Regions from separate parts of the Homo sapiens genome. Here region 1 is linked to region 2. The links are chromatin loops, found by intact Hi-C in ENCODE. Cell type or tissue: Calu3. All regions are shown on one strand. Links, peaks and the distances in the headings refer to the core of each region. The heading gives the core; the rest is flanking DNA.

Evidence for each region. A loop is a pair of places that touch in the nucleus more often than their neighbours do. Peaks named below come from ENCODE experiments on the same cell type or tissue, not always from the same donor. Only the 100,000 strongest peaks of a DNase experiment are listed, where the experiment ranks them.
Region 1: it touches region 2 in a loop (3-fold over the local background); 18 of 110 quality-filtered maps call a loop at or near these places.

The regions. Positions count from the first base shown.
Region 1 is chr10:91,005,805-91,017,840 of GRCh38, forward strand. The region is part of intron 1 of LOC124902479 (a long non-coding RNA gene); the gene reads right to left. Among named protein-coding and RNA genes, the nearest start is that of LINC00502, 34 kb to the right of the region's middle. In Calu3, for the core only: no CTCF peak of the experiment used is centred there; no DNase peak of the experiment used is centred there.
Region 2 is chr10:91,070,284-91,082,319 of GRCh38, forward strand. No RefSeq gene overlaps it. Among named protein-coding and RNA genes, the nearest start is that of LINC00502, 30 kb to the left of the region's middle. In Calu3, for the core only: no CTCF peak of the experiment used is centred there; a DNase peak (open chromatin) is centred at 7,628.

The sequences.
Region 1 (12,036 bases), core at 2,477-10,476, 65 kb before region 2:
GCCACCAGAAAGTTTGGGCCCAGCTGTCAAATGGCTTTGAGAGAGAAAAGACTTCTCTGTCCCTCTAGTTTCAGGCTGGCTTCCCAGAGAGGTAGAAACTACTACTGCTGCCTGGCATTCATTCCCCCGCTTTCTTAGTAAAAAGCACCCTGATTTACTTAGGAGGGTAAAGTGCCCAGATAACAGGCTTCATTTCTCAATTCCTCAGCCAGCTGTGGAAGTGTTTGGGGGAATGTCAGAAAAGCTATTTAAAGGGAGAATCAGTGAGGAGGTCTCACTCCAATACACATACACTCACACATGCTATTAATTTTTCCTCTTTCATCTTTCTTCCTTCTAGGCTTCAATGTGGATATGATGGCTGGAGCTCCAGCAGCCATCCTGTGACCCTGAGAACAAGCCATTCATTGAGGCTAATGAAGCAGGAAGAAGGAATCCTGAGTCCTTGGGAAACAAGGATCTACCTGAATAGCTCCGAATGCCTACTTCTAGATGTCCTTTTAGAAAGAGAAGCACACCCTTGTGTATTTCAGCCACTGCTATTTAAGGTTTAACCTAATCATGATATAATTGGTTTTTCTTGGAATGATTCAGTGGTAATTTTTTCTTCCATAAGAAGCAATCCCAACCCCTACCACTAGGGGGTGGCCTTGCCCTGTAGGCCTCAACATGACAATTACATCACTGCATATCAGAGTCCAACATCAGTGCATTCTGTGTAATTCAGTCTCAAATAACAACGTGCATGTGACAGCAGTGGTCCAGTCTGAGCTAAGCTGTGCCAAACTCCATCCAGTTCCTTTAGCATGAGATTTGGATCTCATGCTTTTCTTCTCTTTTCTATATCCAATTCTTCAGCTTGGACCCAAAAAAGCAAGCCCCAGGACCAAAAAAGTATGCAGAGAAGCAGCTCTGACTCTAGCAAACACACAGTTTGTATTTCCAAACAGAACAATGAGCTTCTAGTCTGAACAACATCCCATTTGATGGTAACTTGATACTTTCCTCTTTTTGTTTTTCCAGCAAGAAGCAATGGGTAGGTACTTGCTTTACATTTGTGAAAAGATACCTGGCTGGTGGGTCTGATAAAGAGAGACTCTACCCTGGCAGGATTATTGATATCTCTACCTCCTACAAGATGGAAAATCACTTGCAGCATTTAAGTGACTGTTTTTCCAGTTTATGCTGATCAAAGTTTCAAAAATCTCTAGGCAGAGTTTTAGTCACTAATAATCTGAAGTGAAGGGAATAATTTATCTAATTATTGCTCAGGCTAAAAGCAAGCTGCTGTCTCAAAATGAAAGTACAGTGCTAGTTCTATAAATACCCACTCACAACTAACCAACAAAGGAGTTTGTGGTGTGAGAAGTGGAACTTTTGATAGTTTCAGATTGCATTGCTTTGGTGTCATCTGTGCTCTCCTTGTCTACCTCCATTTACATCGTGATGCTGTATAGTTAAGACTTGGGCAGAGGGAGGAAAGGGGTTCATGGGGAGCTAGTAATCCTGCATTTTTCCTCAATTTTCTTACTAGACTGCCATATTAGATAAGAACAAAAAATGTGCCTATTGAATAGTCTAACCAAAGAACTTAAGAAAGAATCACTTTTTTTCCTCCATTTCGGTAAAGACCGTGCCGAAAGTTTTCATATGTAATAAAACCAGTGATCACCAGTTAATCTCAACCTAAGAGAAAGAACCAAAATGAACCACTCACAAGAATAGAAACAGGCATCCCTTGGGAGTAGGGTTTAACAAATGAAAATACAGGACACTCTGTAATTTGATTTTTCTGCAATATTTGGGACGCGCTTATATGAAAAAATTATTTGATATTTATTCAAAATTCAAATTTAATGGTATGTCCAGGATTTTATCTGGCAACCCTACTTGGGGGTAAAGAATCTGTTCCTTCCTTGTGGGGGATGGGAAGAACAGTACAAAATGAGCAGATTCTGAAATATATCAAGGAAACTGTCACTGGAAAAGTCACTGATTAAAAACAAAACACCCACAAACCACTAGGCCCTGTGCACAGGTTCCTCCAAGAAGCTAAGTCTTCTTGTTTTTTATCTTTTGTATCTTCACAGAGTCTAGATGCCCTCCTGCTCTGGGTATATTGAGAGCTCAGTGAGGAGTGCTGACCAACTGGATAGTCAATGACCACTGAGGAGGAGGTGGCTATGCAAGCCCCAGATCTCTGGGATCATGTGTTCTGTACTTTCAGATGTGCATCTGCAAAGGCCTGGAGTGCCAAGTGTCCTCTCCTTAGAGAGGCAAGGCAACAGCAAGGCAATCAGTTGTTACCCCAATGTCCAGCCTCCCCTATTGTCTTTCAGAGGGCATTTTGTCCAAACTATGGGGTAAGAAAAGGGTTTGGTTTTACACTTTTAGCCAGAGTTTACCCTCCGGGAATACTCCTTCTACCACATCTGCCAGGGATCTATTTTCCAAAGGTACTGGTTGGTCACTCAGAATCCACTGGGTGCAGACACGCAAAGATGTGCAACTTCTCCTCTGTATCAAATAAGGATACAGGTGGGCAGTGCTCCATTTTTCTGCCTTTTCACTCTCCACACTAGGCTTTGTAGACATGGACACATGAAAGCACAGAACAGTAAGTCAATGTCAGAGGGAATTATAGGTAAGGACCCCCACCTTCATTCCAATTCTCTTCTGACATTGACCATGCCATTCCGTAAGGCTAGAGGTCTCACTTACTTTTAACTTTCTTGAGTTTTCACAGTATGGGTACCTGAAAACTTAGACTCCTCTCCTCAGTGAGTTCCTCTCCCTGGTTCTCTCCCACTCCTGACTTGGTTTACTTTGAGCCCCCTCCCCAATCACCTTAAGTATTGTCTAAATTTTTGTCCACCTCCCCACCCTTTTTTTTTCTTTTCTTTTTCTTTCTTTCTTTTTCTTTTCTTTTTTTTTTTTTTTTCAAGACAGGCTCTCACTCTGTTGCCCAGGCTGGAGTGGAGTGACACAATTATAGCTCACTGCAGCCTTGCTCTCCCAGGCTAAAGCAATGCTCCTGCCTCAGCCTCCCACATAGCTGGGACTACAGGTACTTGCCACCATGCTGAGCTAATTTTTTAATTTTTTCGTAGAGCCAAGGTCTCGCTATGCTGCCCAGGCTGAATTCGAACTCCTCATTCTCCTACCTTGGCCTCCCAAAGTGCTGGGATTACAGGCGAAAGCCACAGCACCTGGACTCCCCATTCTTACCTACATGGAGAAGTCTTATTCTTTGGATTCATCCTTCTTCCCCATGCAAGGCCTCAAGTTTGCTTTCAGTCTGAAATAGCGCTGCTGGGTGATCAGAAATGCCCATTGCCACCCAAATCTTTTTGTTTTGTTTTGTTTTTTAATACCATCACCATGGATAGATGTGGCTCCTTTGGGCCACAATTCCATTTAATTTCAAGCTGCAGGCATAGCAGCCCTTTTAGTCACGGACCTGCTAAATTAGGCACATGGACTGTCTCAGGGAGAGTGTGGTCTGAATTCACATTGAGAGACACCTGTTTTCTCCCTGGCAAGACAACTAAGCCCTCTGGTTCCACCTGGGGCAACCCATTAACAAATGCTCCCTAGAAAGACCAGGAAGAACTCATTTAACTCAAACTGGTTTAATTTAGGTTCAGAGTGTCTGCTTCTGTGGGAAAGGGAAAGGGAGTGAGGACTGATTGGCAGTTCTTCCCACACACAGCTCAACAGCAAATGTTCATGGAGTCCTTAATTCTCTTAAGAGTAGCCTCAGAGATGTTGACTCTCTCTAAATTATGATGTTGCTTTTACAGCTGGGTTATTATAAGATTAGTGTAAGTTTGGTCACTTACACTTCATCTTACTATTCCTTCCTCACCTTATTTTTTATGAGAGCTCATAGGATCCCATTCTCCCACCTTCTGTTTCTCTTTTTTCCTTCTATGGCTCCTCATCTCTAACCCCTGTGTTCCCCACATACCACCAGCTCCTCCCATGGATCTGGTTTTCTTGGACTTCCTGATCTTGGCACAGACTTTCCCTTCAGGCTAGAACAGCCTTCTCTCACCTTCCTGCATCTGACCTACTCACCCTTCCAGACTGAGTAAATGTTACTTCCCTATTTAGACCATGCAGACCCGGGTGGCAGGGCTTCTCACACTTCAGTATGCATGAGAATCACCTGGAGAGCTTTTTCAACTATAAATTCCCTCTTCCCATCTCTGTCCCCTTCACCAAATTGTGATTTAGTAGGTCTGGGATGGGGCCCAAGAATTTGCATTTAAACAGCCTCCAAGGTATTCTCAATAGTGCTGGTCTGCAGGCCACACTTTGGGTACCACTGCCCCAGACTGAATTAAATCTCCCAGCTCTATGATCCCGGAGCTCCCTGTATTACTCCATCAAAACATATTATTGTTAATATTCCTATAATGTCTTTCCTCCCTGATAGGCTGAAAACACAGTGAAAGCAGGCCGTGTCCATTTTATTTGCTGCTGAATCCTCATCAATTAACACAAGGCCTGTCACACAGGATGTGCTTAATAAATCCAGGATTTATAAAAAAGGAAGTAGAAGAAAGGGGAATCTTTCCATGCTGAGAATCTTCAACATGTGAGCACGTTGCTTGGAAGTCAGTTCCCAAAAAGGAATCCAGAATGTATTGATGGTGGCCTTTGGAAGAAGGGTCTAGACAACCCCAGTGGTAATTTGCAATGTCATTATTTGCATTATATCTGTTATCTTTCTGGGGTGGGGTTGGGGGAATCTATGAGGCAATATTTTCAGTTATATCTAATAAAATAGCTTTGCAAATATCTACTCAACCAGGATGATGAATATATCCGAGTAATTAGCCAGGAGAATTCACCCCCTTTCCATTCCAGGCACTCCTTGCAGGGAATTCATGGCTGTGGAATAATACATGGGCAGAGCGGAGGCTCTGGAGTTAGACCCAGAAGGCCAGCTATACCATTTCCCAGCTCTGGGGCTCTGGCCAAGGTAACTTAACTGTCCAAAGCCTCAGTTTCCACTCATTTGTGAATGAGGATAAAATGGTACCCATGGACAGGCAGTAGGGTGTAATAGTTTAGAGCACAGACTGCCTATGTTTGAATCCTGGCTCCTCCACTTACCAGCTGCGCGACCTTGGGAAAGTTATTTAACCGCCATATGCCTCAATTTCTTCTTCTGTAGTCATTTCTTCAAAAATGATTGTATTAAATTGAACTACTTTAAACTGCTATTTTGTAGGTCAAAAACAGTCGAATGTCAGTGATTTCAAATGATTCAAACTAACACCTACCTTACAGGCTTATAAAGAGAAGCAAGTGCATGAGTCAAGTTTAAGTCAACAGGCTTAAAATGATGACTGTTACATATTAAGCACCGTAAAAGAGTCAGCTCTTATTGCATAGCTGAGTTTGTTGGGGAATAAAATGAATATGATAATGTGATAAACACTTGGCAGAGGAGGATTGTAAACATTCAATAAAATGCTACTTGTTCTTTTTTGTACTTATGTAACCCCTTCTTAAGAATATCTGACTTTAAAATTACTAATGTTTTCAAATGGTTGTTTTTGCACTGCCCTCAAGTCCTCCAGCCCCTGAGCACATATAAACTTATTACCATGAATTTCAGAAGGAGAGTGGGTGAAGCTATGAAGAGAAGGGACAGCTCAGGACAATGGACCTCGGAGAGATAGAAGCCCAGGACAAGGGTACTCTACAGTTAGCCTCTTGCCTCCCCAAATATTAGGTTGAAACATATGAAACTCATTTATATAGGCCAAAATGGAAAAATATTCACAATTTCATATGACTAAACGTACTAGATTCCCCTAGCCAGCCTGGATTTCTTTCATATTCTTGACAGTCTATCAGTTAATACCATGTCTTTTTTTTCCTTTACATTTTAACATTTTTGGCATTGGGATGTATCCTACAATCATGTGTGTCTTTAATATGGTTGAATTTCTTTCCCTTTCTCCTTCTGAGCAACTAGGTTCTGGTAATCTCACTTTTTGTCTAGTGTCCTCAGGGTGGTAGCTGCTTTACCTCAGCCCTGGGGGAAATAACTTCTTCCAACAAGTATTAATAACCAGTTGCTTCAACTTCCTGTTTTGCTCTTCCAGCCTTCCAACATCTGTGAAAAAATTCCCTGTATTAAATCCCCTCTGTTTGAAATACCTAGCAGGATTTCTATTTCTTGACTATGCTGACTATTGCATATATTAATTTTAAAAGAATCTCTTCAAATGGCAAATGAGAGAGTTAAGCATTCACATAGTTGCGTAAATTGTATATATCAGATTTCTTTCACTTTATCATGATGTTTTACTCATCAGACATTTATTGAACATCTAGTTTATGCCATAGCCTATGCACCCATCATTGGTAAAAAGGTGAAAAAGACAATTTTTGTCCCAGAGGAGCTTAGAGTGGGGGTAGAGCTGGGACTACAGCAGAGACAGAGATCACAGCATGATAAGTGCCATGGGAGGACATGAAGAGCACTTAGCCTAGTCCAGTCCAAGGCAAAAGAACTCAGAGAGGCCTCCTTCAATCTGTCTGTCCTGCATGTACAGCCATGGAGGAGAAGGAAAAGGCAGGAAAGACCTTCTAGGCAGAGCAAGGAGCAAATGCTAAGGCTCAGACTTAGAGAGTAGGGTTTGCTTCAGGGCATTGAAATGTTTCAGTATAGTTGGAGAAAAGTTGGAGGATGACAACAACTGAAGCTGGAATGGTAGGTAAAGGAACAGATCATGAAGGATGATGTACACCATGATGAGGAACTATGTAAGACTATGTCTTTACATCGGGGTCAGTGGAAAACAATTGAAATTAGTGGCTTGATCAGGTTTACAGTTAGGAAGATACTGCTCACTGAAAAAAGAGGACAACGTACTTTCTAGAAGCTACCAAATGACTAACTGCCTAGTCATAGGGGTTAAGGCAGCAGTTCCCAACCTTTCTGTCACCAGAGACCAGTTTCATGAAAGACAATTTTCACGGGTGGGGGATGGTTTCGGGATGATTCAAGCACATTACATTTATTGTGCACTTTGTTTCTATTATTATTACATTATAATATATAATGAAATAATTATACAACTCACCATAACGTAGAATCAGTGGGAGCCCTGAGCTTGTTTTCCTGCAACTCAGCGGTCCCATCTGGGGGTGATGGAAGACAGTGACAGGTCATCAGGCATTAGATTCTCACAAGGTAGTGTGCAACCTAAATCCCTCTCATACACAGTTGACAATAGGGTTTGTGCTCCTATAAGAATCTAATGCTACCTCTGATCTGACAGGAGGTGAAGCTCAGGTGGTGCGAGCAATGAGGAGTGGCTGTAAATACAGATGAAGCTCACCTGCCACTCACCTCCTGCTGTGTGGCCCAGTTCCTAACAGGTCACGGACCAGTACTGGTCTGTGGCCTGGGGGTTGGGGACCCCTGAGTTAAGGTGTTAATGGCTTCTTCTTTCAGTCACTAAGCATTTAGTGAACACTCACTATATATCAGACACTGTGACTGATCCTTGTAAGATAAATAAGCTTCATGCCCTCCAAGAGCTTACAGTCTAATGAGGGAGAAAAACATCTTAAATAATTATGAGAAGTATTACAGAAATACAGATGAGGGAGGAACCAAGTAGGAGAAGATGGAAGATTCCACAGAGGACATGACATTGCCTTGGATTTTGAAGGAAAAATAAGGACATGCTAGATAAAAGAGCAGAAATACAGCATTTCAATTAAAGGGAGCACCATTTGCAGCAGCATGTGGACATCATGTTCTTGGTGGTCTCAGAGAATAGAGAAGAGTCTGATGTAGTTGGGCCACCAGGTTTACAAATGGGTCGAAAATAAGGTCCTAGGGCCCGATTCTAAAAGACTTTGTGAGTCTTGTTGGTATGAGGCATCTCCTCTAGGTAACAGGGAATCATCAAAGGTTGTTAAGAGAAATGGGGGTTGATAAGATAAGATTCATGTTCAAGCTTTAAAAAATTATGTCACAAATAGAACTGAAGAATAGAGACTGGCAACATGGAGATTCATTATGAGGCTGAGGTCATAGTTCGGGTGGAAGCTGACCAGAACTTGAACTAAGAGAGAGGCAATTGGGACGAAGAGGAGCAAACCAATCCTGGGTCGATATACTCCATCCTAGAAAACATTTTCATGTTAAAGCATTCATTAGTGCCCAAAAGGAGCTTCAAAACTAAGTTTCATTCATCTTTCTCAAAACTTTGTTAGAGTCTGTTTAACTGTGTTAAAATTCATGCCCTAGTGGAGCAGACTTTTCTCATCCCAAATTATTTTGGAAAGTATAGGCTGAATTGCTAAGGAAAATGCTGAAAGGGAAGTGTGAGGACATGGGACAAAGTGCAAGTAAACACTCTGGGATGCAGGAAACGAGCTTTTCAAAGAAGAAAGGGCAGGAGCCTGGGGTAGAGAAGTGGAAAAGACCTGAGTCTGAAAGAGATGTGACACCTGGGAGGATTTTTCTTTCTTCTTGTAATTGAAGGGGAGAGACAGAGGAAAATTCTGGAAGCAAAGGCTTAGAGGTTCCCAAAGGCAAAGATCTCCAGGAGCCAGCAGCAGGTGACAAATAAATAAAGCAGACTTGCTTTAAGAACATGGAGGTGATCTCAGCAATTTGGGAGGCCAAGGCGGGAGGATCATTTGAGCCCAGGAGTTTGAGACTAGCCTGGGCAATATGGTGAAACTCTGTCTCTACCAAAAAATACAAAAACTAGCCAGGTGTGATGGCACATGTCTGTGGTCCCAGCTATTTGGGAGGCTGAAGTGGGAGGATCAACAGAGCCTGGGAGGTCAAGGTGGCAGTGAGCTGTGTTCATGCCACTGCACTCCAGCCTGGGTGACAGAGTGAGAGCCTGTCTCAAAAAACAAACAAACAAACAAACCCATAAAACAGACTGGGCACCATGGCTCAGGCCTGTTCCCAGCATTTTGGGAAGCCGAGCAGGCAGATCACCTGAGGTCAGGAGTTTGAGACCAGCCTGGACAACATGGTGAAAACCCATCTCTACTAAAAATACAAAAATTAGTCAGGCATGGTGGCAGGCGCCTGTAATCCCAGCTACTCAGGAGGCTGAGGCAGAAGAATCGCTTGAACCCAGGAGGTGGAGGTTCCAGTGAGCCAAGATCACACTATTGTATTCTGGCCTGGGTGACAGAGTGAGACTCTGTGTCAAAAAAACAAAAACAAAAACAAAAACCACAAAACAAAACATGGAGGCCAGGTGGCAGAGGCTCATGCTTGTAATCCTAATGCTTTGGGAGGCTGAGGTGGGAGGATCGCTTGAGCTCAGGAGTTTGAGATCAGCTGGATAATACAGTGAGACCTCGTCTCTATTTTTATTTCTAAAAAACTTAAAAAAATGTATGGAAGTGCATGGTTTATGAACGGGGCAGATTCCCACAAGCTCCAGCCAACTGTTGTCATGTGGAAATGCAATGTTCCTGATCTTGTGATTTTTCAAGAGAAGTCAGAAATCTAGATATTCCTGTAAAATCATCCACTGTTCTTTAATGTGGGCAACAAATTCGTTTTTTTTCTAAACAGCAGGCTGGCCAAATAAAACATATGTGGCTGCATTTGGCCCTTGGGTGGCCAATTTGTAACCTCTGGTCTAGAAGGAATGGTAGGTTATTTGAATAAATCCTACCAGCCATGGTGGGTATGCAGCCTACTTGTGCTAGAATGTAAACAAGTCATGGGAGGATACCATTTCCCAGAAAAGCAATTCCCATTAAATCCACTGGCTAAGTTTGGAAAGATAATACAGAACGTACTGATATGTAAGTTTAGTTTTGCTTTGTTGGGAAAATTTTTATGAAGCCGAGCTAGAAGGAAGCAAACTGATCTTCCCTGAAGTCATTTCTATTGTATATCTTTAAGAAGTCAGGGTTGAGGAGAGAGTCACTTTGGAAAAGATCATAGCCTAATGTCTTTTTCAGGAACTAGCACTGGAAATTAAAGTCAATTATTTCAACCTGTATCACAGACTGTATATAAAGAGTTCCCATGAATCAACAATGAGACAACATCCAAAGGAACATGAACAAAGAATATGCATAATTCTCAGAAGAGGAAATATTATAGGTTTCTACCTATAAAAATGCTTGACTTCACTTAGCATGTGAGAAATCCAATTTATAAACAATGTTTTTCACCTATAATATAGGAAAAGTTAACAAGAACTTCATATATATAATACACTGTGTAGGCAAAGGTGTTGGGAACTTGGCACTGTCATACATTGGTGGTGAAATTTTAAGTTGGCACGACTGCTAAGGAGTGCAAATTGGCAGGATCCATTAAAATAAAAAATACATATATGCCTTGACCTAGACATTTCTAAATCTAAGAATTCATTACCTACCCTTATTCACACTTGTGAAAGGACATATATATACACACATGTGTATATAAGAATATTCATTATAGCATCATTTATAATAGCAGATGATTTGAAATAATCTAAATGTCCATTAATATGGAAATAAAATAAATGATAATAGACCCAAACAATGGCATCCACTGAAGCAATAAAAAAAGAAGCAGCTCCATACCTACTGAAAAGAACGCCTCTCCTATATATATATATTAAGAGCAAGGTTAAGAAGTGTAAATTGTATAACGCCATTTGGTATTGCATAAACATATACTTAGATATGCACAGTGTATCTCTAGAAGGCTTAAAAGCATCTTTTAGAAAGGGATGCCTCTGGGGAGGGCTGAGTGGTGGGAGACAGACTTGGGAAGGAAAGGTTTTGCTCTATACTCTTCCATATATATATATACACAATAATACATAGATAATACATTATGTATTGTATAATGTGGTAATATGCATAATATAATGTATATAATTTATTTTTATATCTATATTTACATTAATCCATGAATTTTTTTTCTTTTGAGATGAAGTCTTGCTCTGTCACCCAGGCTGTAGTGGAGTGGCGTGATCTTGGCTCACTGCAACCTCTGCCTCCCGGGTTCAAGTGATTCTCCTGCTTCAGCCTCCTGAGTAGCTGCAATTACAGGCACTTGCCACCACGCCCAGCTAATTTTTGTATTTTTAGCAGAGACGGGGTTTCACCAAGTTGGCCATGCTGATCTCAAACCTCTGACCTCAGGTGATCCACCTGCCGCAGCTTCCCAACCCATTAAAATTTTTAAGAAAAAAAGTTATACTAACATTTTAAAAAATCACTAACTTATTGTCAAGCCTCTCTAAAATCTCCTTTCATTTTTGAATTCCAAGGTCAAAGTTTAGGTTCAAATTTTTACTCTTACTTTTGAATTCTGAGGTCAACCTTTTGAGTTACTAGTAAGTCTACCAAAATTTTAGCTGTTGAACTAATTGCAGTTATTTTTCTTTTGCTATCTCAGATTCGGATTCAAACCGCCATTACTTTTTCTATCCAACATGCTGGTAAAAGCACATCCAAACCCACAAATGTGAAAAACAATGAGACCTAGAAATATAATTCATCTGTAGAAAAGTTCTGAGTCAGTTCCTTTTCAGGGAGTCCAGACGGTTCCTGAGCTTCTCTCTGAATGATTTCTCTGAGTCAAATAAAATGACAAGGCAGGCATTTAAATGACAAGAAGCCAACCCTGGGTCTGGTGTGCTGGGAGTGGAAAATTCTGTGAAGTTTTTATGTTCCCACTGTGTACAAGCACAGATTATCTTTCTCAAGCAGACACAGAAGCATATAGAAGACCCAGAAATTCCATTAGTTTCACAGTCTAGTGCCAATAAATTTAATAAGAAATGGAAGCAAGGTTATTTATTTGTTTTACAGCATTCTAAAGACTGCACAGAAAGAAACTCTTAGAAGAGTTTAGCTCAGTAATTGACTAAAACATTCGTGATTATTCACCAAATCCCCAAATATTCCCTGAGCACCTTCTAAGTACTAAGTCACTGGGCTAGCCACCATGGTAGGATTAAAATGATGGGTAAGGAGTTTCTAATTTAATTCCATGCTTTCCAAAGACTCCTC
Region 2 (12,036 bases), core at 2,740-10,739:
GCTTCTAGGCAATGGTGTGCTGGTAAATACTTAACAATGAGCTCTCTGGGGGATTTACACATTTACTGATTTTCATAGTGTAAATATTCCCAACGTGTTGATTTCCAACCACCAATGAGATGTCAGTCTGTTTGGGAAGTTCCAGATAATTTAACAGTTAGGTCTCCATGCTGGTGCAAGTCCCCAGTGTTCCAGGGATTCCTAAGACTTTCTGCTAGACGAATAATGGAGTCCCCTATGGAAGAGTTTTGCTCATTTTTTTTCTAACTAAAGTTCAGTTTTCTGGATTATTTCTCGAATTTGTGAGCTCATCTTTAAAAATTAGACCACCCTTATACACATTCTCCCTACAAGGTTCGGGAATAACAACCTCCATGTTTCTTTCTTTATCCACATTCTAGGACACACTCCAGCCCTATATCCAGGAGTGTTTTCAAATGAGAAGTTGACTTTCTAGCAATCTGTGTGTAAACACCCACCTACAAAGTCTTCTTTCTCCCCTTAAGTTTGTTGGAGGAATGTACCTGAGAGAATTTATGCTGCTTCCTCTGTCTCCAGCCAACCTGTTCCTCCATATAATTCCACTGTCTTTCTTCATTCTTTCTTCTCAGAAGGAGCTACTAAGGGATGAGGAAAGTTCCTATCCTGACTTTGGTATCTCACTTACTGGTTAGAAGCTGAGACCTGGGTTCAAGTCCCAGCTCTTACCACTTACAGGATGTGAGACTGTCTATGCTCTCTGAGCCTCTGGAATAGTTGCTCCTTTATAGGGTTGTTGTGAGATTTAAATGATATAATATGAGCAAAGTGCATTGCCTGTGCCCGAAACATAGTTAGCCTCAGCATATGCTATTATTATTCTAATTCCCCTGATAAGTATTAATGGTATTACTCCCTTAGACTTTTCAGTTACTGTGGAAATGAATAGCTGAGGTGCTGACGAGGTGCTGATGAGGCCTAGATACATACTCCACTGGACCCAAAACAATTGAAGGATCTTTTAATACTTCTCAGTCCTTACTCTTATAATTGTTTGCAAAGCATTGTTTAGAAACAATTCCAATATACAATTTCTCTGTATTACTTTGTATAAACAAAGTCATAATACTAAATTCCTCCTTATTATTAAACTGTTCACATATTGTGCTTTGTGGAATCACAGGATCCATGCCTTATTTATCAGTGAGCCCTTTCACAGCACTTAGCAGGGTACCTGGTATGAAGTGGATATTCAGTAAATATTTGATTGACTATGTTCTTTATAGAAAAGGTTTGCACTCTACTTTGTTTTCTTGCTTTCTTGTTGCAAATCTGTAATACTTACCTATTCTTGATTGCCATGGACTAAGAACTGTGGACAAAGCAAAGCAACACCTGCCCCCATCAACAGGAATGTACGCTATTTATATCAATACAAAGTGCACACATATAGGGATATATTCAGTTAATAAAAGTGATTAATGGCAACAATTCCTGGACAATGCCCTAGAATAAAGAATATAGCTTTATCAAAATGATAAGAATGAATTCAGGATCCTCAGACCTGTTGCATCTCTCTGTGCCTTTGTGAGAAACTAAGCAGCCCACAAAGGGCACTTTGGGAGTTGACCTAAGATGTATGCATGACTAATTGTTCAACATCTGCCTGCCTCCAGACAGATCTTCCCATACTGTTCTTATAGTGGAGTCAGGAAGAAGGAAACCTAAAGAAATCCCAGACCCTTTGTACCAGCTGCATGGCTGTGGCTAGACATGAGTGACAGTACATGCTGAATGATACGTAGGGGATGAAAGACAGGGAGGACCATAGATGGAGCCAGGTGTCTGACTGAACCATGGGATGGATACAGTTGACTGAATTGGACAATTCTAGGGGGAGAAACAAACTTCAGAAGAAAGAACATTGTCTAGTTTTAGAAACATCAATTTTGAGATGCTTATAAGTTAGCAAAGTGCAGTTGTCAGGGAGGAAATTGGATATCGGACATAAGAGACCAGAACCCTAAAGAGAAGTCTTAGCTAAATACGTAAGTCGAGGGGTCATCAACATAGAGATGCCATTTGAAAACATAAGAGCAGATAAATTTGCCTGGGTAGGGAAATGAGAAACTCCCATTTAGAAAAGGCAGAGAGAAGAGTGAAAGCCTGCAAAGAAACAGATATGGACAGGACAGAGAAGCGGGAGAAGGACCAAAAGAAAGTGGAGTCACAGACACCAAAAGAGGAGCACTGGAAGAGGAAGGTTGTCCGGGCTGGCTTCCTCAGGAAGCAGACTCTGAGACAAGTTTGGTGTCCCAGGATCCTTATTCAGGGGTGTCTTTGGGTTCAACATCATGGAAAGGAAGGGAAGAAGACAGGCGTGGGTAGAAAGAGAAGTTGAGCTGCGATGCAGAACTAAAGGCACCTTGGCCCACCTACAGGTTGTCTGGAGCTAGAATGGCTGTTCAGAGATTAGCTGGGGTGGCCAGACCTTTACCCTCCCACACGCAGTTATATTGGATGTAGGCTGCCTGAGAGGAGGGGATGGCTGAGGGGATGTCTGCGGCTGGGGTCATCCCTAAACAGGTGCACAGCCCTCCTTATCCTCAGTCGCTGAGGCAACAGCCCCTCACCTAAGGGGGATCTGGGTGGTGAGTCACAGTGTCCAGCCAGACAGCAAGTCATCAGCAGTGCTGAGGTTCAGGTACATTGAGAGTGTGAAGACATACGTTGCTCTTGACAATCTAGTTTGGTGGCATTATTGGCTAGAACTCGGTTTCAGAGGGTTTCAGGAGTCCTGGAAGTGAGGGAATGCAGAAGGGTGTGACCATTTTTGCATTTGAAGGGGAGCTCATAAATGGGGTAGAGACTAGAGAATGGAATATGGGATAAAGGAAGTGTTTTTGTGTTGTTGTTTTAATATGGAAGAACTTCCCCTCCCTGTGACCGAATTGCCTTTCCACACTTGGATTCCATGAGATACTCCCACATCCTTAAAATAATTACCCTTTCTAGGCTTAGGCTATGTGAAGGTGGTTTCTTATTACTTGCAACAAAAATGTCTCTATCAGTCAGGATATGATCAGAGAAGCAGTCTACTATGAGTGCTGTAGGATAAGGGATTTATTATAGGATTTAGATCTTACACAATAGTGGGATGTGTGAAGTCTATGTAAGGCTGTTGCCTCTGCTTCTGACGTTGGACCTAAGCCACTATAGATCAGCCAGGCTGGCAGGAAGGAAAGCTGCACAGGAAATGGGGGAGAGTAAGGACAAACTAGAACCCATGCAGACAAATGGAACTCATGAGGACAAACTGGAATACACAAGGACAAAACACCTCCAACCTTGGCAGCATGAGTGACCTGTGGGAGAAGCCAATGCCCTTAGCCATGGTGCTGCACACATGCCTGGCTCGGGCTTCAGAGAAACTGAAGGAGAAAATCCAGTGGGAGATGGAGGAGCTGGGAGCCTGGATGCTGCCCGTGCCCACAAGGGAGCCAGCAGATCAGTGACAATGTGTGCAAGCTGCCACCAAGCCTGGTGTGGAAATGGCTGCTTCACTTCTGTCTTCCAAATCTCATCCAAATTTCTCTTGTGGCCAAACCTAATCCCAAATCATATAAAGATGTAATTTTGCTTCTCTAAATGTACACAATAAAAAGCTACCACAGAGTCCCCAAAATAACACGAGGGCTATAATTTCCTTGCAGAATTATTGTAAAGGACTAGAGATAATGCAAGTAAATCTGACACAGAGACATGCACAAAACTGGCTCTCAATAATGGGAGGGGAATGATAATGCTGTTGATGCAAATAATAGAAAAATTTGTTAAAATGTTAACTTATAATTTCTTTTCCTTATACTTCCCCTTATCTTTTAAGATTGCCCTAATTGAACTCAAACAAATTTACAAGAAAAAAACAAACAACCCCATCAAAAAGTGGGCGAAGGATATGAACAGACACTTCTCAAAAGAAGACATTTATGCAACCAACAGACACATGAAAAAATGCTCATCATCACTGGCCACCAGAGAAATGCAAATCAAAACCACAATGAGATACCATCTCACACCAGTTAGAAGGGCCATCATTAAAAAGTCAGGAAACAACAGGTGCTGGAGAGGATGTGGTGAAATAGGAACACTTTTACACTGTTGGTGGGACTGTAAACTAGTTCAACCATTGTGGAAGTCAGTGTGGCGATTCCTCAGGGATCTAGTACAAGAAATACCATTTGACCCAGCCATCCCATTTCTGGGTATATACCCAAAGGATTATAAATCATGCTGCTATAAAGACACATGCACACGTATGTTTATTGTGGCACTATTCACAATAGCAAAGACTTGGAACTAACCCAAATGTCCATCAATGATAGACTGCATTAAGAAAATGTGGCACATATACACCATGGAATACTATGCAGCCATAAAAAAGGATGAGTTCATGTCCTTTGTAGGGACATGGATGAAGCTGGAAACCATCATTCTCAGCAAACCATCACAAGGACCAAAAACCAAACACCGCATGTTCTTACTCATAGGTGGGAATTGAACAATGAGAACACATGGACACAGGAAGGGGAATATCACACACCGGGGCCTGTTGTGGGGTGGGGGGAGGGGGGAGGGATAGCATTAGGAGATATACCTAATGCTAAATGATGAGTTAATGGGTGCAGCACACCAACATGGCACATGTATACATATGTAACAAACCTGCACGTTGTGCACATGTACCCTAAAACTTAAAGTATAATAATAATAAAATTTAAAAAAAAAGATTGCCCTAATTGTCCCCCAATAGGTCCTCCTTAGTACTAGAATTTCCTCCAATACTGTATTTCTTTTGAGCTAGGTGTGGCCTTGTGAACTAGTTCAGTCAATGATTCAAGAATAAAAGTGACACAACAGCTTCTAGATCATCTTGTTAAAGACAAGTTTGCCCTTTCTGCAGGCTGTGCCACAGACATAAAGGTGACAAAGCTTTGGCCATGAAGATGGGGACATGGCAGAACTAGAAGGTGGAAGGAGCCCTGTGTCCCTGCAGGACCACATGGAGCAAGAGATGCCTCACTGGCTCAGTGACTGGCTGCTTTTTGAGTCATCTTACGTTTGTGTTTCTTGACACAGTTACTCGGCCTAATACCCTAACTAAAACTCATGCTATTTTCTTGTATCTAAGGTCTTCTTCTGAAGGCCTAAATCACAAACTGCTTGAAGTCTCCCCTAGACTTTAATACCTAAATTTATTGAAAAGATGTTCCTGGGAGAGGAAGAGAGAATAAGAAATGAACTTTGGACAAGAGGAAAGAGAAGGGATTATTTCAGAACCCATAAACAGAAGGGACCCTCTCTCCACTCTCTGGCAGAGTCCCACGAATAGTATGTCATAGGGGGAACTACTGCATTGTGCCCCAGGGAAGCTCCAAGCCTCATCGTACAATACCATGTTTGGAGGTGGTGGGGGCAGAGATGCCAGATGCGAGGGGAGAATTTGAACTGGAACAAAGAAAGGCTTAGCAATAACCAGCCAATCAGTTAACAAAGGGTGCATGCTAATGCTCTACCATTGGAAAATCCAGGAACATTTAATCCAATAGCTATCAGTGTGGAGCCTCAATACTAAGTAGGATGGATTTCCCATTTGCCTGGAAGGATGGAAACACTGAGATAGAATTTACTTTTAAATAAACACAGAAGTATGGTATTTCTGGCACTCCAAAGTTTGTGGGTATAGAGTCAATCAAATACATCATCATCGTTGTTGTTTTACCCAAGAGTCACACCAGGTTTTGTATCTATACCAGGGTAATCCCTGCCTTGGCCCAGGGACTATCTAAGGCTGAGCTGCAGAGTGAAGGCATTTGTGTCTCCAGTGAGGAGGACAGGGAAGGCAAGGCAGGAGGCAACCTCATGCTTTCAAATGACTATGGCTCTATATCTGGGTGCCTCTAATGTCTACCAGGTTATCTTTCTCTCTACCACAGTACTGAGCTTGACAAAATCAAATAGGGGTAGCTTGGGGACAGTGATTACTCAGTGTCCTTCATCTAAAGCTCCTTGGGAACAGTGAACTCCTGGGTATAAGCATCACAAGAGGATGGGGGTCTTTAGGGCCTTCCTTAGAATTGCAGATGAGCTGTAGCCAAGAAAGACTCTAGAGATCCTACAGTACCACCAGTCCTTTACCCACATGAGCAAACCAGGACCCAGAGAGAATAGACTTGCCCACATTTACACAGCTGGTTGGAGGCACACATGAGACAGGGACCAGTGGTCTGGATTCTCAGACTAGTTTCTAATTTGTTACACATAGGAGGAACCTGGAGAAAATTTTGTCCACTGCTTTCACTGGGGGCAACTTAAAGGAGGATGAAATGTCCATATTCCTCCTCCATAGTCTTGCCCAAGGTGCCATAAATTCTCAGTATTTATTTCAACACTTGAAGCCTTAAGCCCATAAGCTCTTAAATGGACATAAGCAGGAACAAAATTCCACGTGAATGCAGAAGGGCATGTGGAAGACAAAAAAGTGCTGACAGGTGGGCTTCCGGAGGACTCATGGGAGAGCTGTCTTCCAGCTGTGTTCCAGCATCTCTCTTTCATTCTCTTCCTCCCTCCCTCTATCCCCTTCCATCCCTCTCTCCTTCCCCCTTTACTCCTCCCCTCTGTCCCTTCTCTCCCTTTCTCCCCTCTGTCTCCCTGAATGACAGACATGCACATCTTTCCTAGTTGGGGGAGGTGTACAAGAGGAGCTAGGGTTAATAAAGACAAGAATTTTTCTAGTGGCCAGTGCCTCCTGGAAACCTCTGAGATGCTTTGTAAATTACAAAGGGCTAACAAACTGTGAAAAGGCTCACTAAAAAGGCCTGAGATTTTATGGCCCTAAGTCAGGTGTAACAAACAGCTAGAGAAGGCAAACAAAGCTGCTTCTTGGCACCCAAGTGCACTGGTCCGGAGAAGTGAAGTAGCCAGCCCAACTGTCTGTTCTCAAACTCTTCCTTCCTCTCTTCCTTTCACCGTCTCCCCCTTCTTCCCTCCCTCCTACTTTTCCTCCCTTCCTTTTCTCACCCATTAACTAATCCAAAAACATGTATTTGAGTTTATTCCATGAGCCGGGAACCCTGAGTAGATTCTATGGTTACAAACACAACCTTTAGTCTCTGCCCCAGAGGACATCGTACCATTTTTGTAGATTATTCATTTATTTATTCAACACACATTTAAGTGTCGCTGGGTTAGGACAAATACGGCCCCCCAGGATTGAAGCTTACACGGATACACACCCTACACAATTAGTAACTCCCTTCTACTAAGCATCCAGAGAAATACACGGTTCTAAAGACTGATTACAAAATCGTCTTTCCCTTTTCCCACCCCTTTCTCAACTCCTCCATGCCTGTGTCCACTAATCTTTCTTCCCAAAAAGGGAAATAGTTTGTGCCTGAAATTCTAAACTCCCTGATTTCAGGCAAGGCCTGGGAGAGTATAAATAAGCGTATGAATATTTAGCAAAAATGACTGCTATGCAAAGCTTGAAGCACTGTTGTCATAATGCAGAGCCCGCTTTAATCGCAGCCACAGGGAAAGCATTTGTCGCTGTCTTATCACACAGGAATGATTTTCCCATTGGCAATGGCAGCCTGCCAGCTGGCTGTAAAGCCAGCGCCTTCCTGGTCTTTCAGGTCGCAATCTCAGATGGCATGCACCACCACTGCCAGGCACTGACATTTCTATTTTTGCAGGACATGCTGGGTCAGGAAACAAAACTGCAGAATCACAGACTATTTCTTATTTACATTGAATGTGAATCTCATTTTGGCTCAGAAGCCTACGGATTTCCAACTCTTATAGTTCAATACACCAGAGATGGCTCAGAGCTTTGCTGATTGAAGTCAGCTGATGGTCTTTGGATCTTATCATTCCCTTTAAATCCCCAAGGTGGTTCATAGAGTGCATTTCTATAAATCTGCAGTAATTTGCCATTTATAAATAAAGCAGCAACTCAGCTGGGGCATCACTTTCATCCAAGCCCAGCTCAGAACAAACACAAAAGAGAGATGGCTTATATGGGAAAACAAAGTTCTTTAGGAGAAGGGTTTGGAATAACCATTAGTTGCCTCTCCCAACAAATGCTGCTAAGAGCTCCTTCAAATCTTTATCTGAGACAGTTCTTAGCCATTTATACGCCATGATAACTGCCCCTTGGAAATCTTTTAAAATTAGATCTGCACTTCTGATTCTAGCCAAGATGGAATAACAGAGATCAGATTTACTCTCCTACATAAAAACAAAACAAAAATATGGACACAATATATGAAATAACGAACACCAAACAGCAGGCAGTAAAGGATCCCTGAGAACTGAGAAGCAAACAAGATGAGCACCATGATTGTCTGACTTGAGAGATTTCAGGTTGCAATTCAGGGAGGGAAAACACAGGCAGAGTATGGTGGGCTCCCTAAATTGAAAGATGGGGCTGAGAGTCTGAGAGACCAAGGCAGCTAGAATTTGTAGGACAGAATACTGGGGAGGAGAGACCAGCATGCAGAGAGCACACTGAACATCTCAAGAGAGTCCCCTTCGAGTATTCAGCTGAATAATGATCAGTGCAAACATGTGAAGAAACCACGTGAGGCTGGGGAAGGAATCACCTGAAAGGATTAGAGGTAATAGTGTCCAGCAATTACATACAGCTCAGAATAGTACCTGTTCCAGCTAGCCAGACTGAAAAAAACCTCATGATTCGTAAGCATTGGATAAAGTACACAAAAGAAATTTACTTCAGTAGTGGGGAAAAGTTAGACCTCCACTGTGCACTGCTCCAGTCCTGCTTAACAAGTTTTAAAAGCAAGACTCAAAAGGGTCAGAGTATTTCCAAATAACTTAGCTGTACCCCAAAAAACAGCTCAAGAATATTCACAGGAATACAAAAATATCCATCACTCAACAAAGTAAAATTCACAGTGTCTGGCACCCAGTCAAACATTACCAAGCATTCAAAGAAACAGGAAAACATAAGTCATAAGAAGGATAAAAACTAATCAATTAAAATTAATCCAGAGTTCAAAGGGATATTAGAATTAGCAGACAAGGACATTAACACAGCTATTATAACTACATTCTTTATGATCAAAAATTAAGTAGAAACTTAGAAGATTTTTTAAAGACTCTCAATTAAGCTTCTAAAGATGAAAGCTACAATGTGTGAGATGAAAAATACTTTGGATGGAATTAATGGCAGATCAGACATTGCAGAAAAAAAGATCAGTGAATTTGAAGACAGAGCAATAGAAACTACTCAAAATGAAACATCCAGTGAAAAGAGAATTTTTGAAATCAGCAGAGCATCAGTGAACTGTGGGTCACTTCAAACAGTTTAATATAATTGGAGTCCCTGAAGGAGGAAAGAGACAGAAAAATATTTGAAGAAATAATAGCCAATATTTCCAAATTTGCTAAAAACTATGAACCCACAGATCCAAAAAGGTCAATAGACCCCAAGCACAAGAAATGTAAAAACAACAAGTGCTATAGGGTTATAATAATCAAATTGCTCAAAATTCAATGATACAGAGAAAATCAGAGGAACAAAGCAAAGGATACCAGCAAATTTTTCATCAGAAAAAATACAAATGAGAATCTAGTGAAGAAACACTTTAAATTACTGAAAAAAAATTAAAACTAGAATTCTATACTCAGAGAGAAAATTTATTTTTCAAAAACAAGGGCTAAATAAACACTTTTTTACAAACAAAAAAGCTAAAAGAATTTATCATCAGCATATCCACACTATAAGAAATGTTAAGGAAAATTATACAACATGGAAATACGGATGTATACAAAAGAATAAAGAGCTTCAGAAATGGTAACTACATGGGTAAATATGTAAGATTTTTTCTTATTATTTAAATCTCTATAAAATATAACAATTTAAACAAAAAGCATAACAACGTAGTATGGGATTTATAACATACATGTGTGTTTAGAAGTGTATAAAATGTATAACCATATCATAAAGTCTGGGAGGAGACAATTGGAAGCATATCGTTGTAAGGTTCTTATACCATTCATTAAGTGTGCATTAAGTAGCATTATAGTGTCATTTGAATGTAGACTGTGATTAAGTTAAAGATAAATTTTGTAAACCCTAAAGAAATCACTAAACTAACAAAACAAAGAGTTATAACTAATAAGCCAACAAAAGAGATAAAATAAAATCATAAAATTTAATTAATTCCCAAGGTATATTGTCTAAGAACCTAAAAACAAATCCTACCAAAAATTGAGGCAGAAATTTGCAGGACCCAGAAAGTAACAGAAGGGTGGAGGGCTATGAGAAGGAGTGGAATCAACTGATAGAAGAGAATGCTGAACAGAGATGCTGAATAGTATGGAAGAGTATAGAACAAGCTGAGGAGAATGCAAATAAAATTAGGGAGATGGAAGGTCAAGAAAGAGGGGCTTGAGACACCTTCTATGCTTTACCACTTAAAAATGATAAAAGCTTGCCCTTGGATTATACAAAAAAAAAAGTTAATCACTACATCTTTCCTCATTTCTCAATACTGTCCTACCCCTACATTTCCCTGGTGACTTTATCTCCTAAGACATTGAAGAAGATAGCAAACATTGGGCAGGAACTCTCTGATCTGCATATGAGCAATTCTACCAACCTGCTACATCTGCCCCTAACTGCTGCTTCCTGCCTCCTGGTTCATATGAAAAAATATCCATCGTTCTCCTCCTCATCTTACCCAGGACTTTGTCTCTTTCTTTTGTATCATGGTCTCTTCCCCATTAACATATCATTCTTTGTGGCACAGATGTGTGGTCTATTGTTCCTTTGCACCCTGCTTCCCACCACATAATCATGGGCTAAACCTCCTTTTTTGTTTTTATTATTTTGTTGTTTTGAGACAGAGTTTTGCTCTTGTTGCCCAAGCTGGAGTGCAATGGCTCAATCTCCACTCACTGCAACCTCCACCTCCCGGGTTCAAGCGATTCTCCTGCCTCAGCCTCCTGAGTAACTGGGATAACAGGCACACACCCGGCTAATTTTTTGTATTTTTAGTAGAGACAGGGTTTCACCATTTTGGCCAGGCTGGTCTCAAACTCGTGACCTCAGGTGATCCACCCACCACGGCCTCCCAAAGTGCTGGGATTACAAGTGTGAGCCACCATGCCCTGCCAGGATAAACCTCCTTCTAACCCTTGCCATGCAGACCCAATTTTGTGGCCAATCTTGCTCCTTGGTTTCCTGTTGAGTGTCCTGTCCTTTAACTACTAGCTATTTTGACTATAGTTCTGAATCTCACCGACATCACGCACATTCCATCCACAGCCATGGTCTGTCTTCTTTCTTGTTCCTCTTAATTATACTAAAATGATTCTATGATATATGCCAAGAAAATAATATCTCCATTTACAGATAACAAGACTGAGTGAGGTCAGATGATTTACCCAAGGTCACATAGTAAGTGGAACAGCTTGAGATTTAAGCCCAGGTGTTCTGACTGTAAATAATTTCATTACACCAAAGCAGCAGAGATAATGGCAACGACCACACTCTTGGGTGAGTTTTAAAATTCTGACTCCTCTTTAGATTGTACCTCTCATGGTAAATTTCTAGGAGGCTGATTCTTTTTCACAATCAGGAGAGTTCTCCTGTCCCATCTGGTATTCTGTTCTTCCAACTCTTCAGAAGCCCACAACTCTGGGGAGAAAGAGTCTCTGTTCTGTCTTTGGCCATAGGTTATTTTGATTAGGGGTAAGGACATGAGGTAAGAAAATCAGTGTAGATCAAGTTTATGCAAAATATCCTAACTACATTAATTCACAGAACCATGATAACAATCATGTGAGTAGGGACTCAGGATACATTTATGTTTGTATGGGTGTGTGTATGCATGCATGTATGTATCTATCACTTGAACTAAGATGTAATCCATTAGCTACTTAACAGAAAATAAAAACAACACAGCAAGTTGGAGGACTCACAGTACCAGATATCATAACTTATTGATAAGTTTAATGAAAACAGTGTGG